Regions from separate parts of the Homo sapiens genome. Here region 1 is linked to region 2. The links are chromatin contacts, found by Hi-C in ENCODE. All regions are on one chromosome and are shown on one strand. The core of a region is the stretch at or near the end of the contact, and the rest is flanking DNA. Distances in the headings are between cores, read along the strand shown. Region 1 holds the start of LXN (latexin). Region 2 has its middle 30 kb from the start of VEPH1.

Region 1 (2,700 bases), core at 28-2,527, 1.1 Mb before region 2:
TAATAAGCATGAAACTGAGGCCAAAGTCCAGAATCCAGATTTACTGCAGAATCTACATAATCAGAAAGAGATACACCTCAAGAGTCTTGGGTGTGTGCATTACTACCAAGTTAAAGGTCCTGGCCAGGCATGGTGGCTTATGCCTGTAATCCCAGCACTTTGGGAGGCTAAGGTGGGTGGATCACCTGAGGTCAGGAGTTTGAGACCAGCCTAGCCTAAACCCGTCTCTACTAAAAATACAAAAAACTAGCCGGGCATTGTGGTGGGCACCTGTAATCCCAGCTACTCTGGAGGCTGAGGCAGGAGAACTGCTTGAACCCAGGAGGCGGACGTTGCAGTGAGCCGAGATAGCACCATTGCACTCCAGCCTAGGCAACAAGAGTGAAATTCCATCTCAAAAAAAAAAAAAAAAAAAAGAAAAGAAAAGAAAAAAAGGTCTCAATCCAGGCAGCGAAGACCTTGGCCAAACTTTGGTAGAATCTCCAAGTTATCCTAGCCCAATTAACCTAAGACCACCAAGGATAAACCTGTACTTCTACAAAGTCAGGTTTATAGGCCCATTGCAATGAGGTAGACCACATACCAGAGAGAGTGCTTTGTATAAGTTCAGTTTTTAAGTTTATTTTAATCCTTGAAGTAAAATATTCAAAATGACTCAAGTTGGAAGCATGGCGTTACATCAAAACTTATCATTTTAAGATTAGTAAAGGAGAGGGGTACAGGTGCATTTTTTTATTTCTCCTGATCCAAATTACATAATCTCCCAATTTAATACTATAGTTTGCAGATTCTCATACTTTGATTTGGGCAGAACTGGTCCAAACCCACAAAAAGCTGAGGATGAGCAAGCCTCTTCCTGGACTCTCATAAGGGGAAGGGAAATGAAGGAATCGAATCACTACCTGGAGTACTGTGTACCTTGCCCTGCCAGGGACGCTGCATGCGGTGTATAAGGAAGTTGTGCTCCAGTATGCAAGCGAAGCAACCAGACTTTTTTCCCATGGACAGGAAACTAGAGTCTTCAGAGATGTCCTATATCAGCGAAAGCCCCACCCTGCACTTCTATAAAGGTTAATGAAACGAAAGATGCAATCCCAGCGAACCTAGCCCACTGACTCCCTCCCCACACCTCCACCTGCTGGTGCCTGACAAGCATGCTGGCCTCTCCTCCAGTAGGAACCAGCAGGCGGAGTAAGGAAGCCCGCTGCAGGCAGTAGTGGGGCGGGGCCTCAGAAGCAGTCAGCCCAGGGCTCTCGGATGCAGGGAGCCTGGGCCCAAACAGCAGCTTCCGGAGTCGGAAGGAGCTGAGGAAGAAGACTGACTGAAGGAGCTTGCGACTTTTCCGCCTCGGCAACCGGACCCAGCAGCAAGCAGGACGGGCGGCGCTCTGCTACTGGTCCCGTTAAGCCAGAGTAGCCCAAGCCCTGAAGTCACTGCTCATCCGGAATGGAAATCCCGCCGACCAACTACCCAGCCTCCAGGGCGGCCTTGGTGGCACAGAACTACATCAACTACCAGCAGGGGACCCCGCACAGGGTGTTTGAGGTGCAGAAGGTCAAACAAGCCAGCATGGAGGTGAGTTTAGCAGGGGGTGGTGGACAGCAGAGGCTTCAGGATTGCGCTCCCTCCACTCACCCGCGGTCTCAGCCTTTGGGTGCAGACACTCCGTGCCACCCCCTACCCACCTTCTGTTTTAGGACACACTGCTGGTATCTGGTCTTGAGATATTAAGGTTTCTGGGGGAATGTCTATACTCCAGTCTCTGGAGACAGCCCGGGACTGTTTTCACCTTAAGGCAGAGACAAAGTTTTTACGCACACAGTTACAAGAAAACGGGAACACGCTCTAGGTAAGGGGCAGCACTTTCCTTAAGTGTAAACTGTAGAAACCATTCAAAAGACTACTAAGGCTGCCACGTTTCTCATCTGCTACTCTGATCTGGACCAACAAAAGCTCCCATCTTCCAAGACTCTATTGCCTACATTTTAAGACAAATCCTTATCAGACCCTTTGACCAAAATGAAGGGGGAAACAAACAGCAAGAGAAACTGACAATCAAAGTCAAAGAATAAAAGCACTGTGGGCTGACGCTGGCCTTTAGCCACCCAAACACCGCTACCACATGACTGCCTTAAATGATGTGCACCCTCTGCTAAAGGCTTGAATTAAATGTTTAAGGCCTCAGCAATCACTAACGAGGTTTGTTTTCATTTTACGAAAATCTACTGGATTTGAGATTATCCCTTATTTATCTGACAGAATTTTAACTGCTAACAGTCTTTTAGAGGTGACACAGTAGATCTTATTTTGAAACTGTACCAGATAACAGAATTAGGTATAAATTTTCAATCTGTATCTTGATTTAAAAGTGAAATACCATTTCTTAGTCTTATATAATTTGTTAATCATTTTGCAGTTTCACTAATGTATAAGTAAAAACAATACTTAATTGTATTAAGTCTCCAATTGCTTTGCAGTAATCTGCCTCAAAATGAAATTCACATTCATTGAACATTATTTGGAGGGTACACTGAGCTTTATGAAAAAATCTTTTCAAAGGTGATATTGTCATCTTTAGAATTAAACGCTGTTTCAAACTTTCTTATGTAGAGACTTTAAGATCACAGATCCAGGGGTTAAATAAAGTCTTTTGATGATTGAAAGTGAATTGTGCCCAATTTGTATGCTTTTATCCTACTC
Region 2 (2,700 bases), core at 140-2,639:
AAATATAGGAGAGTTGGAGGAGGGGTAATAGGAGTCCAGATGTTGATGGGTCTTGAAAAAGGGGCTTAGTGCCTGTTCCAGGTAGGAAAGACTGCAGAGTCATGTTGAGACAGACCACGCCTCATCCAACAACACAGTCTGTCCAGACCCCAGCATGGTGCAGGAGCTGCAAAATGATGTGGATTGCACCTGATAGAAACAGTGGTGAGATTCACTGGATGGAGGACGCCTGTGATTAGAAGAGAATGTCCCTCTGGTGGCCTTTGTGAACACTTGACAGAGACCTGGAAGGACAATAGTTGTCATTGCAGGTGCTGTGTGGACAGAGAACATGGACATCTTAATGGGGTGCCCATGTAATCCCCTTACAAATTGTGCACAACCCCATGGAAATGGATAGGGGACCACTTCAATTCATATTACATTTTTTACCTTGGCAGAACAGGGATTTGCAAATAAAATTGGACTATTTAATTAGTCTGACTACTATTTAATTTAATTGGACTATTCACATTTTTATCCATCTCTGTTATGAATAGTGATTTTATTGACTGAACCAGCTTTGGAATTACATAGTTTGGGAGGGAGATAATAAATGAGTAAGCAACTAAATTAACAAAATAATTATTGGCTGTGAGAAGTGTCAGAAAGGAAAAAATTAGGATACTAGAAAATAACCAGGACTGACCTAGCTAGGGTGGTGAAGGAAGGCCTGAAGGAACAGCCAGCACAGAGGCCCTGAGGTACGAGGCAGCATGGCCTGCTCTGGGTCCCACAGAAGGCAGCTGAGCCAAGTGAGCAGTGGATTAATGCTGGACAGGTGGTGGGGACCAGAGGGTACAGGACATTGTGGGCCATAATAAGGAATTGAGGTTTTATTTCATGTGTCAGGAGAAGTTAAGGGTTTTAAGCAGGATAAATAATAGTCAAATCTATATTTTAAGAAGACTAATCTGGCTTCTGTGTGGAGACTGGATTGTGGAAGGAGGAACACGAATGGAAACAGTGCTCCAGGGAGAAGCTTCTGCTGTGGTCCAGGCCAGAGACTGCAGAAACTTGAACACAAAATGGAAAAAAAAAAAAAGTGGAAAAATACAAGATCTATTTTAGACATAGAATCAAGAGGACTGGCTGATGCATTTGAGTGTGGGAAGAGGCACAGGTGGATGTCAGTGTGGCTCCCAGGGGTCTGCTTTTAGTAACCGGGTAGACATCAGGGCCGTTTTCTGAAATTGGGAAAGGAGGATGCTGGGAGGATGGTGATGCTTTTTCAGGGACGTGGCAGGAAATCAATTGCTTCAATTTGGACTTACTCAGTTTACTACGGCAAGGAGTCCTCCACATGGAGTTTTCAGACAGGCAGTTAGCTATGACTCAGGGGAAGTGTGTCAGAGGAGAGGTCTGGGGAGATATTCAAAGTCCTGCAAGTGGATGCAATTGTTTAGGAGAAGAGTGAAGGAGAAGAGAAGAGAGCCCGAAACTAAACAGGGAGGAATCCACCATTTAGAAGTCTGGCAGGCAAAGAGGACAAGGTGAGCCTGCCTTTAATGTTAGAATTGTCTTCATATTTCTTTCATTCTTCATTTTCCTCTTGCGGTAGTTCTGCTTGGTGACCAGTGTAGCCTCAGGGAGCTGACAAGAACCGGGCCTATTCCCCATATGTGACTCTTATAAGGCCTGAACGAATCTCCTCATGTCTTGGTTTCCTCAGCTACACAAAAAGGCCACTGTGGTAGCAGCCACTCCTTCCTTAGGGTTGGTGAGAAGTGTCAAGATGGAGTTAGGCTCAAGCACTAAGATTTACATTCAAATGCCAGCCATTTTCTCAGTCTTTATGAATAATCCAGACTTTGTGTTTTGGACCCTTAGACATAGTAACAACGCAAACGGAATCAAAATCATCATTCATATTATTAACAAACATTTCTGAGTAATGTTTTGAGTAAATGCCTAATAAAGTTTAAGAAATAAAAGTAACTCATGTTTATTAAAGAGGAATTACTAGGTTTCCATTCATAAGCTTCAATATCCTGCTTAATGGATTCCATACCTAACATAGAAATCCAGTGAATGAATTATGGTCAAACAGTCTACAAAAATTATATGGTTTCCTTTTTTACTGTTGTTTCCCCTACGTGAAATAACAATGAGGAATGTAGCTTGAATAAAGGCATTTCTTGTAACAGAATGAAAGCATTAGGGTGACGCTGGTTGTATTTTAGCTGACTGGAGAGCCTCAAAGCTTTATGGTCAGAATGTGCCCCCTTGTGGAAGATGTGAGTAAAAAACAGTAGAGAGGAAACAGTATTGTGGCCGAGATCTTGGGAAAGAATTGAAGGTGGGAGAGGACTAAAGAGGCAGGAAGCAATGAATTAAAAGCCTGTTGACTACACTTCGTAAAGAACCATATAAGGAAGAAGGCATTGTATCAAATAAGGAAATGAGTGTAGCCAGGTGGAAAGGAGAACCTGGGTTAGGTAAGCTCGCAGTCTTAGGTTCTAGAAAACTTCAATCATTAATAATGAGTATAAATGAAATAGCCACTGAATTAGGCATTTCAGAGTGCTGTCTCTGAGCTCAGCCTGGCTGGGTGCAAATCATGGCTCTGTTAGTAGCTGTGTGACTTTAGGGCGTCATTTTACTGTTCTCTAAGCTTCAGTCATCCCATGTGAAAAACAGAATAGTAACAGTGCCTTTTTA

The links. A loop is a pair of places that touch in the nucleus more often than their neighbours do. Pooled maps may share reads with other maps.
Region 1: a pooled map shows a loop between it and region 2 (4-fold over the local background). The contact joins the promoter of LXN here to the enhancer-like site in region 2. A Hi-C loop is called at or near these places in 2 of 50 pooled maps.

The regions. Positions count from the first base shown.
Region 1 is chr3:158,671,225-158,673,924 of GRCh38, reverse strand. LXN (latexin) reads left to right here and starts at 1,277. Exons shown (of 6, transcript NM_020169.4): 1 at 1,277-1,575. The coding sequence starts at 1,447. All of the region lies in intron 13 of GFM1 (G elongation factor mitochondrial 1), which reads right to left. RefSeq lists enhancers at 904-1,093, 1,404-1,453, 875-1,467, 1,894-1,953, 1,468-2,060.
Region 2 is chr3:157,532,345-157,535,044 of GRCh38, reverse strand. No RefSeq gene overlaps it. Among named protein-coding and RNA genes, the nearest start is that of VEPH1, 30 kb to the right of the region's middle. RefSeq lists a cis regulatory region at 1-292. Within about 2 kb of position 1,389, at least 3 of the 41 ENCODE cell types and tissues checked have a DNase peak (open chromatin) inside an H3K27ac peak, as active enhancers do.